2 separate regions of the Homo sapiens genome follow, and region 1 is linked to region 2. Evidence: chromatin loops called from intact Hi-C (ENCODE). Cell type or tissue: dorsolateral prefrontal cortex. All regions are shown on one strand. Each heading gives the region's core, and the rest is flanking DNA. Links, peaks and the distances in the headings are about the cores only. Region 1 has its middle 20 kb from the start of SLCO4A1-AS1. Region 2 overlaps NTSR1 (neurotensin receptor 1).

What was found. A loop is a pair of places that touch in the nucleus more often than their neighbours do. Peaks named below come from ENCODE experiments on the same cell type or tissue, not always from the same donor. Only the 100,000 strongest peaks of a DNase experiment are listed, where the experiment ranks them.
Region 1: it touches region 2 in a loop (6-fold over the local background); 6 of 110 quality-filtered maps call a loop at or near these places.

What each region holds. Positions count from the first base shown.
Region 1 is chr20:62,684,195-62,689,560 of GRCh38, reverse strand. It overlaps a transcript of SLCO4A1 not described here. Among named protein-coding and RNA genes, the nearest start is that of SLCO4A1-AS1, 20 kb to the right of the region's middle. RefSeq lists an enhancer at 4,980-5,366. In dorsolateral prefrontal cortex, for the core only: no CTCF peak of the experiment used is centred there; a DNase peak (open chromatin) is centred at 3,223.
Region 2 is chr20:62,748,255-62,753,620 of GRCh38, reverse strand. All of the region lies in intron 1 of NTSR1 (neurotensin receptor 1), which reads right to left. Among named protein-coding and RNA genes, the nearest start is that of NTSR1-AS1, 16 kb to the right of the region's middle. In dorsolateral prefrontal cortex, for the core only: no CTCF peak of the experiment used is centred there; no DNase peak of the experiment used is centred there.

The sequences.
Region 1 (5,366 bases), core at 162-5,161, 64 kb after region 2:
TGGGGTCCCCTCTGCCACGTCCCCCGTAGGGACCTGCTGCTCATCCAGCCTGGGAGGCCATGGGCCAGCACCTGAGGAGGCTGAGCATCTGTCCGTCTGTCCGTTCGGGCAGCTGGTATCCTCAGTGCCTAGGGTGATGTCTGCGAGCCCTGGCTTCTGCACGAGCACCGGTGTGATGGAGGAAGGACTGATGGAGAGAGGGAGCCACTCTGCCCAAGAGACAGGCCTGCGAGGCACGGGGCACAGCCGGGGACAGGCCTGCGAGGCACGGGGCACAGCCGGGGACAGGCCTGCGAGGAACGGGACACAGCCGGCCAGGGACAGGCCTGCGAGGCACGGGGCACAGCCAGGGACAAGCCTATGAGGCGCGGGGCACAGCCAGGGACAGGCCTACGAGGCGCGGGGCACAGCTGGCCACGTGCAGGCCAGGGAAAAATGGGATGAGGGTTTGGAGATGAGGGCCTGACTTGATTCCTTAGAGACCGTCCATTTATGGGAAAGAATGGGGCGCCTCCGGCCACCTGCTGGCTCCAAGACTAACCACAGGAGGAAATGTCAGAGGAAATTAACTGTGCTCGAGCTTTTGTGATGAGCCTGATTTTCCAGCTTCTAGAAAGCTGTGCTTCCATGCTGAGGCTTGTACTCGTTCGGTTTATTGGGAAGAATTAAAGGGCTTCTCGGAAAATGTTAATGTCTCCTTCCCACCAGCCTGGCCACCCCAGCTTCCCCCAGGCCCTGAAAGTTAGGTCTCCCCTGTGTTTGGTGCTTCTGACATTGCAGAGGGACTCCTTCCTCCTGGCAGCTCTGCCTTCAAGCCCAGAAAGCCATTGCTGGACACAACCCAAGTCAGGGGACCGGGTTTGCTGGAGTGGGTGGCAGGGGGCATGCATCCCCCACCCCAGCCATCTGCTGGCTCTGGAGCCCTGCTCTCACCCAGTTGGTGTCTCCTGGGCCCTGCGTCCATTCCATTTTGCCTTCAAAAGCCTGAGCTGCTGCTCTTACTCACTCAAGAGAGCCTCCAGTGTCCAATGTGAGCCCCAAACCCCGAGAAAATATAGGCAGAATTGTGTTTGCTGTGTGCACACAGACTGAGCTTTTGCTTAAGAACCTGGTGGGGCTACAGGTGAGCGGGGTTGGGGTGAGCAGGGTCAGGGGTGAGTGGGGTCATTGGTGCACGGGCAGGGTTGCACAGGGCTGGGGGGTGCATGGGTAAGTCCTAGCACTGAGTGGTGTAGGGGGCAGCCTCCCTCCCAAAGAGGCCTCGTGGGGGGCCGCGGGCAGGACCTGGGCGAGGTGTTCTCGTAGGGACCCCAGGGATCCTCCTTGCCCTCTGGGATGGGCTATCTCTGCTGCTCAGTGGACGCCCAGCTTCTGCGGCTTGCATATGGGGTGGCGTGTGAGTCAGCCCCTTCTATGTATGTGTGCACGTGTGTGTGTGTGTAGGTCTCTTATGCTGCTGAGAGCCTGGAAGGCAATGAAGTTGGTGGTGCTGGGACCTGGAAAGCAATGAAGCTGGTGGTGCTGGGACCTGGAAAGCAATGAAACTGGTGGTGCTGGGACCTGGAAGGCAATGAAGCTGGTGGGGGTGGGTAAGGCCCGGGGGTGGCTGCAGCGCGGCACTAGTGCCTGGTAGGACATGGCCGGGAGGTGAGTGGGGATCCCCTGGGGTACCTTTTCCTGCACTCCCATGTGCTCAGGGATACCCCTGAGGCTCGGAAGGCAGGTTGGGCCATGGCTGCCCTGGAGGCTGTGCTAGGCTGGCAGCCTAGTGGCCACGCTGACGACATGGGACCCGCGGCCCCAGCAGAGGTACAGGGAAGCCGGTGTCGTCCTTCCGTGTCCAGGAGCGGCCCCCCACAGCCCGTGCACCCCGAGGTGTGGCTTAGGCCCAGCCCTGCCCTTGGGGCGCAGAGTCTGGCTGGAGAGGCCCACCCAGAGCGGGGGATGGCAGGGGCCTCCCAAGGGACCTCCCCCTCTCTGGCTCAGAGGCTCTGCCCCGTGCGCTGCCTCCTGGCGTGGCCCTTGCCGGGCTCATTGTGTGGGTGCCAAGTGCTCCTCAGATGGTTGGTGGAAGGACGTGTCTCTGCATCCCGCCCGGATGACGCACCTGCCCTGCCCTGGACGCCACTGCGTGGTTTCTTCCGCCTCCTTGGCCTGCTGGCTCCTCCCCGGGCCTCGGCTCAGATGGCTCTTCCTCCACATGCCCTTGGCCTTCAGTGTAGACGCCCCAGGGTGGCCACTGTGTCTCCCGTGGCTGTGTGGCGTTTGGTCAACTTCATGGACCTTTGGAACAACGTGGGGCCAGGATTAGGAAGCTGCTGCCACTTGCCTTCAGAGGCCCCCGCTCCTGTTTGGGGGTGCCCTTTCCATCGCTCCTGTTTGGGGGCGCCCTTTCCATCGCTCCTGTTTGGGGGTGCCCCACCCATCGTGCCTGTTTGGGGGTGCCCTTTCCCATTGCTCCTGTTTGGGGGTGCCCTTCCCATCGTGCCTGTTTGGGGGTGCCCTTTCCCATTGCTCCTGTTTGGGGGTGCCCTTCCCATTGTGCCTGTTTGGGGGTGCCCTTCCCATCGTGCCTGTTTGGGGGTGCCGTTCCCATTGTGCCTGTTTGGGGGTGCCCTTTCCCATTGCTCCTGTTTGGGGGTGCCTTTCCCATTGCTCCTGTTTGGGGGTGCCCTTCCCATTGCTCCTGTTTGGGGGTGCCCTACCCATCGTGCCTGTTCGGGGGCACCCTTTTCATCTGCCTGCAATGGGCGCCCTGGCCAGCCACCCCTTCTCTGTGGTGCTGGGCACTCTGATACTCTCTTCCTGTCTCTGCACCGTCCAAACCTGCCCTTGGTAAAATAGCTGATATACTAATTCAGACTAAAGGGCCAACCATGGCTAAGACTTAGTGTACTCTCCTTTTCTTTTCACCTTATAATAAAATATTTTTAAAAGAAAGAAAACAAAACCAAGATCTGACTCTGGAATGGTGTTCAGCTGGCAGGGAAGGTGTCTGGGGTCAGAGGGCCCTCGGGGGCTCAGAAACAGCAGGAGGGCCTGCTCTTTAGGCAGCTGCCGGCCCCTCCCCTCTTCCCCGCTCCTGGCGCCAGTGTCTTCTCACTCTGTCCCCGGCCCTTGGTGGAGCGGAGTTGCATTCATCCTGAAGCTTTAGGACATGACACTCAGTCACAACTGTGACATGAGAAGAACTGCGAGCTCCACGCCGCTCTGCGGTTGACTGTTGTCCTCAGTAAACAGGGAAGTGCCTGTCACTTCTCAGCTGGGGGGAGGAAGGCTCGTTTCCACCCGGTGCTTGGAGATAATGTCCTTATGAATAGCTATTTAGACACCACCTGCCATCCTGTACCAGGAGCTCCGCACTGGGGCGGGAGCTACACGGAGACACTCAGCTCATTATTCTGAGCCGTCTCCATGGGCGGCTGCACTCCCCAGGTACAGAGATTGCCCTGCCCAGATGGGAAGTGGCCGCGATAAACAGGAATGGACGCAGGGGCTCTCGGAGTCCAGAAGCCCCCCAGTCCCCGGAGGGTACCTTCCCCACACTGTCTTGCTAATTCAGCGGCTCTCATCATGGTATGTTCTGTCATCAGAGATGGGAGTGGCCAGGGAGGACTTGCTCAGCCATGGATCCACACCGAGGCTGTGGGGGCGCCTGGCTACCTGTTTACCAGCCCTGTGTCTACAGCTTGGAGGAGGACGGAGGGCTTCCTGGAGGAAGAAGCCGGGAAGCAGCTCTGCAGGTTTCACACCCCTTGCAAGGGCAGAATTCTTAGGAGGGCAGAACCCTTTATTTCCTTAGAACGGGCGCATCTGCACACTTATTATAAGATCTTAATTCTATATGAGTGTGCCATGCTGGGTTTCCCAGGTAGAGAATCCACCCCCTCCACTTCCGTTGTTTCGTCCACCTCTTTCGTGCCCTGGGCATCGGAAGCAAATGCATTCTCTCCCAGGAGAACACAGGCAGTCCACCCTCTAGAGAAAGCCTGCTCTGGAAGACGTTGTCAGAAAGCCGAGACTCCACATCCATCACGGCCTTGGTGAAAATCCAATTCAAGGAGATCTATGTGTAAGGCTCAGATGGGGTTTACAGCCTTCTAAATTCATTCTCTTCTTCCTTAAGAAAAAAACAACAAACAAAGCAAGAAAACAGCCCGCTTGGTCAGGCCACAGCAGAGTGGAAGGGAGCGGGTGCAGTTGCCCCACGAACCCACCCTTGGGCACCGACCAGCTGGGGAAGGTGTCGGGGGGCAGCCAGGGCAGCCAGGGCCCAGCCCCGACCCAGCCCCCACTCCCCACCACCCCCCTCCTCCTGCCCCCACACCCCGCTGCCACCCTCCCCTGCCCGCCTGCTTCACTGCACCCAAGGCCTGCCCGTGCCTCCCCACCACCCCCCTCCTCGGCAGCTGAGTGCCCTGCTCTGACCATGTGTGTTTTATGACCCTGGCTGGTCACACGTGCCCCAACCTCCATGCACTCCATGCACTGTGGCCTCACCCCAGACCCTTGGCCCCTGCTAATCCGCCCCATTACTGGTCTCTCTGAGGTGCTGCAGGAGCCCCTGGCGTGGCTGCCTGTGCATGCTTTGGCCGGGCCTTTCTGGGGAAAGTGGAGAGTAGACAGTGCTGCCATTCTCGCAGCTCTCGTTGCCCAGCTGGTGTGGTCGGGTCGTTGCTGCAGACTAAACTCACCACGGCCATGGGGTGGGAGGTGGAGCACGGGCTAATGAGGTCTTAATGAGCGACTTCCAGGTGTGGGGATTGCTGGGGTGGGGGCTGCCCTGATGAGTTATGGGGACCCCTGATCGCCCTGGCGGGAATGAGTGTGTCCAGGGCAGTGGGGGGGTTTGCTTGCACACTCAGGAAACTTGAGGGAGGGAGTGGGGGGATGAATGAGCTCGTGTCAGTGGCCTAAACTTAAATGACAGCCCAGTCCCTGGGATGCCAGGGAAAGACCCTCCCTAGGGACTGAACTGGTGCCAGGGTGGCCGGCCCTGTGCTGACAAGCAGTCTCCCCTGTGATTGTGGTGGGGGCATTGGACAAATCTAACCCCAGTGGATAGATGTTCTGGGGAGACCGGAGGCTCCCAGAAGAGGCAGCGTAGCCTGGTGGGGGTTGGCTGATGAGCTCTGAGGCCATCACGGGCCAATCAGCTCCTTGTGCCTCGGTTTCCTCACCTGTCAGGCAAAGGTGCTGATGGTTTTAGTGATTTAACAAACACATGTACTGCACTTCCTATAATCCAGGCACCCCAGCTCATCACCCCAGTGAAACTGAGACTGTGGTATCAGCCCCATTTCAGAGGGGAGAAACTGAGGCACAGAAAGGTTAAGTAGAACACCCAGGACCCCTGGGGCTGCCAC
Region 2 (5,366 bases), core at 216-5,215:
CCTGTGCCGGGGACGGAGGCTGCCCCCTCTCTGCCAAGCTGCCCGGGATCCTCATGCTGAATTTCTGATTCCAAGAAGCTTTTGGGTGTCTTGGAGAAGCGGCCTGTACTAGCTCTGTGGCTGGTGGCTGTGATTGCGGTAGAAAGTCCAGGGGTATCTGCCGTGGGATTCCCTGGGCTGGGCTGCAGGGGCCACCTCCCTCCCAACCTCCTGCCACAAGGGAGGGCAGAGCCACATGGCCTCAACAGTCCAAGTCAGGATGGTCCCGGTGAGGACAATCCTCGCCGTGTCTCGCTAATGAAGGCGGCGGTGGCCATGGGACAGGGCAGCCACTGAGAGGTGCTGGGGTCGTGGGAATGTCGGCAGGTTTTCTCCCTGGCCCCCTCTGGGCACCGGCTGAGGCACCTCTGGAGGTCCTTCCTGCTCCCATCGAAGCTCCCGGCTCCACTCAGAAGCACTCAGAGGCCTTCAGGAAGGAGGCGGCCTGAGTTTACCCTCACATTCCATTTGAGCAGAGTTCTGCTAACAGATCAGAGGACATGCATGGAGAGGGGGCACTCAAACCCCCGGGAGGCAGCATCCTGCACCTGCCAGCCCAGCGCCCCTTGCTCGTGCCACCTGTGTGGGCTCCTGAGAGCCACCACCACCGCTGCTGACCCTGGCTGGGTGGCGGGTCTGTTCTGCCCTCCCCTGCTTGGGCGTCCGGATCTGAGGCCGTCCCGCGTCCCTCCTGTTCTCCTGCTCTGGCCGAAGTCCACCTTCTGCAGGACAACAAGGTGCTGGTGAGACTGGGGGCAGGTAAAAACTCCCTCTTCCCACTCCGGCTGCTGGGAGCGGGGACAGGGGAGGCCAGGCCCAGCCTCAGGAGATAAACCCATTCCCTGTGAGTCACCGCAGCCCGGGGATAGTTTAAACAGCACCAATGTATCCAACACAGATTTTAAATGTCAAAACATTTAAAATACCAACCTCACCAACACGGCTGGCTGCAAAAATAGCTACCTCTGGGGGCTGGTGGGTTGTAGGGTCTGGCCCCGGCCCCCTGGCTGCCCCCGTTGGAGGATCCTGCCGTTTCCAGAGGGAGGGAACAGAGTCTGCCGCAGGGCCACGTGTGGGGACAGAGGCGGGGCCTTGCAGAGGAAGTCTGGCCCTCCCCCGCCTCCCCCACCTGCCCACCCTGGAGACTGAAGCCGAGTAGGATTGGGGGGTGAGGGGAATGCACCCCGACTCCTGGGGCCGGCCTTCTCTTCCCAGACGCACAGCTGGAAGCAGGGGCTTTGGCTTGCGCCGTCCTTTCCTGTAATCTCTCCCGCTCTGGGTAAGGAGCTGCCCCCCACCTCCACAACAAGCAAAGGGAGCACGTCCATCGGCAGCGCGGGGACTCGGAGGAAAGCCTGCGATGCTGCTGGGGGTGAGGGGAGGTGAGGGGAGGACTGAGCGAGGGGAAGGACAGGCCCCTTCCTGGACAGAAGGACCCGTTGAGATCACGTCTGTGCATCCAGTCCCTATAAAACACGAGAGCTGTTGTGCATAGACACATGGACTCTACAGTTCAAGTGGGAAATAGTCTCAGAATGGCCAGAAAGGCTCTTGAAAGGCAGGTCGCTAGGACAAGGGAGCGTCAGCCTTGCCAGCCACTGGGATGTACCTGAGTGTCACTGAGAGTGACCTTAATGAGGAGAATTTGGCATCGACAGTGCCAGATCAGACAGAAGCTCCATCTGTGATGGAGACAGCATCCAGATCATCGGGGAGAAGACTGGCCACCCAGGCATGGCGCTGGACAGCTGACGGCCTGGACCACAGGAAGCTGGGTCCTCAGGGCCCCTGTCCCACCCGCCTCCTTCCCCTGGGGAGCCGTGCACCCTCCATCCCACTGGCATGTGGCCCAGACCTGGCCAATCAACACATCCCAAAAGGCCTGGGTAGGCCCTCATTGGACAGGTCAGCCAAACATTTGCATCAGTCACATTTGTCTGATGAGGGCCAGCCCCAAACCTTTGCTAGACACCAGCTTTGCCTGGGCTCACTGAGCAGGAAATGCATCCGTGGCCGTCAGTGCCGTTTTCCTACCTTTTAGAGAAGACCTGCCTAAGAATAAAGCCAGCACCGGTGAAGCGGGGCACCCCATGACATTGTTTGTGCTCCTGGGTCAAGCTGCGCCTGCAGCTATTATTCTTGGACTTTCAGTGTGTCTTGAGTGAAATAAATATTCCTTTTCTTAAGGGATAAGACAATTTGACTTAGTTCCTGGAGTTAGTACCCTAACTCATAGAGATCTTACCCCAAAAAAATTCCACATGGTAAGAAGATTAAAACCTAAAACCAAAAACCGTAACATTACTATAAGAAATCATGGAAGTTTTAAATTTAAATGTATATATTTTTAACCTTTTCCCCCAGCTTTATTGAGGGATAATTGACAAATAAAAATTGTATCTATTGGCCAGGTACCGTGGCTCATTCCTGTAATCACAGTATTTTGGGAGACTGAGGCAGGAAGATCCCTTGAGGCCAGGAGTTTGAGACCAGTCTGGGCAACACAGTGAGACCCCATCTCTACAAAAACTAAAAAAAATCATCCAGGCATGCTGGCATACGCCTATAGTGCCAGCTACTTGGGAGGCTGAGATGGGAGGATTGTTTGAGCCCAGGAGTTTGAGGCTACAGTGAGCTATGACTTCGCCACTGCACTCCAGCCTGGGCAACAGAGTGAGACGCCCATCGCAAAAATATTTGTATCTATTGACTGTGTACAATGTGATGTTGTCATCTATGTATACATTGTGAAATGATCACCGCCATCGAGCTAATGAAACATCCGTCACCTCACAGTTACCCCCGTTGATTATGGTGGGAACACAAGATTTATTCTCTGAGGACATTTTGAGTGTGCAATGCAGTATTGTTTTTTTTTTTTTTTTTTTTTTGAGACGGAGTCTCGCTCTGTCGCCCAGGCTGGAGTGCAGTGGCATGATCTCGGCTCACTGCAATCTCCGCCTCCCGGGTTCACGCCATTCTCCTGCCTCAGCCTCTGGAGTAGCTGGGACTACAGGCGCCCGCCACCATGCCCAGCTAATTTTTTTGTATTTTTAGTAGAGATGGGGTTTCACCATGTTAGCCAGGATGGTCTCGATCTCCTGACCTCGTGATCCACCCGCCTCGGCCTCCCAAAGTGCTGGGATTACAGGCGTGAGCCACCACGCCCGGCCGCAATGCAGTATTGTTAACTCTGGTCCTCACACCATACCTCAAAGCTCCGGAATGTACTCGCCTTATAACTGAAACTTTGCAGCCCTTGATCGTCCTCTCCCCATTCCTCGTTCCCCTCCCCCAGCACTCAGTGCTCTGCTCTCTGTCTTCACGAGTTTGGCTTTTTCAGATTCCACACATAAGCGAGATCACACAGCATTTGTCTTTCTGCGCCTGGCTTATTTCACTTAGCATAATGCCCCCAGGTTTGTTGCGGCTACCGCAAATGACCAGATCTGCTTATTTTTCAAGACGGAGCAGCACTCTGCTGTGTATCTGCACCACGCTCTCTCGATCCGCGGGTCTGCTGAGGGACACCTGGGTTGATTCCGTGTCTTGGCGATTGTGAACAGTGCCGCAGCGGACAGGGGCTTGCAGGGATCTTTTCAAGATCCGGATTCCGCTTCCTTTGCATAAATACCCAGAAGTGGGATTGCTGGATCCTACGGTGGTTCTGCCTTTACTTTTTTTGAGGAGCCCCCATCCTGTTTTCCGTAACAGCCGTACCCATTTAATACATTCCCACCAACAGTGCACCGGGGCCCCCTTTTCGCCACATTGTCCCCACCACGAGTTATCTGCCGGCTTTTTGATGATCGCCATCCTAACAGGTGTACAGTGATAGCTCACTGTGGTTTTGATTTGCAGTTTCCTGATGACTAGTGGTGTTGAGCACCTTTTCAGAAACCCATTGGCCATATGTAGCTCTTCTTTGGAAAAATGTCTACTCAGGCCCCTTTTCCATTTTTAAATGGGTTATTTTTCTCCCATTTTGTAGAGACTGCCTTTTCGTTTTGCTGTTTCTTTTGCTGTGCAGAGACTTTTCATTTTAATGTAGTCTCATTTATGTTGCTTTTGTTGCCTGTGTTTTTGCTGTCATAAAAAAATCACTGCCAAGACCAATGTCAAGAAGCTTTTCTTCTATGTTTTCTCCTAGCAGTGTTATAGTTTCAGGTTTTATGTTTAGATCTTTAATCCACTTTAAGCTGATTTTTTTTTGCATGGTGTGAGATAAGGGTACAATTTCAGGCTCTCGAGTAGCTGGGACTACAGGCGCCCGCCACCACACCCGGCTAATTTTTTGTATTTTTAGTAGAGACGGGGTTTCACCGTGTTAGCCAGGATGGTCTCGATCTCCTGACCTCGTGATCCGCCCACCTCGGCCTCCCAAAGTGCTGGGATTATAGGCGTGAGCCACCGCGCCCGGCCTACAATTTCATTCTCTTGCATGGGGATATCCAGTTTTCCCATCACTGTTTGAGGAGACTGCTTTTTCCCCATTGTGTATTGGTGCCCTTGTGTCTAAGTCCATTTTATGTTGCTTATGACAGAAGACCTGAAACTGGGTAATTTACAAAGAAAAGTCAGGTATTTATCATGGTTATGGAGGCTGGGAAGTCCAAGGCCCAGGGGATGCGACTGGTGAAAGCCTTCTTGCTGGGGGGACTCTCGGAAAAGTTCCGCCGTGGCATGGGGCATCGCGTGCAGAGGGGGCAGAGCATGCTAGCTCAGGTCTCTCTTTCTCTTCTTATAAAGCCACCAGCTCCCCTTGTGTGATTGCCCCTTAATCCTATAACTCATTTATTTATGAATGGATTAATCCATTCATGAGGGTCCAGTCCTCACAGATCCCATCACCTCTGAAAGGCTCTACCTCTCAATCCTGCCACACTGGGGATGAAGTTTTAATAAGATTTGGAGGGGACATTCAAACCATAGCACCTTGTCAAAGATGATTTGACTGTACGAAAGTGGGTTTATTGCTGGGCTCTCTGTTCTGTTCCGTGGGTCTATGTGGTACTAGTACCATGCTGTTTTGATTACTATAGCTTTGTAATATAAAAGGAAATTAGGAAGTGTGATGCCTCCAGTTTTGTTCCTCTTTCTTAATGTTGCTTTGACTATTTGAGGTCTGTTGTGGTTCACTATGAATCCTAGGATTTTTTTTTCTATTTCTGTGTAAAATGTCATTGAAATTTTGATAGGGATTGCACTGAATCTGTAGATCACTTTGGGTAGTATGAAAATTTTAACAATATGAATTCTTGCAATGCATGAACATGAGGTATCTTTCCATTTATTTGTGCAATTTCTTTCATCATGTTATATTCAGT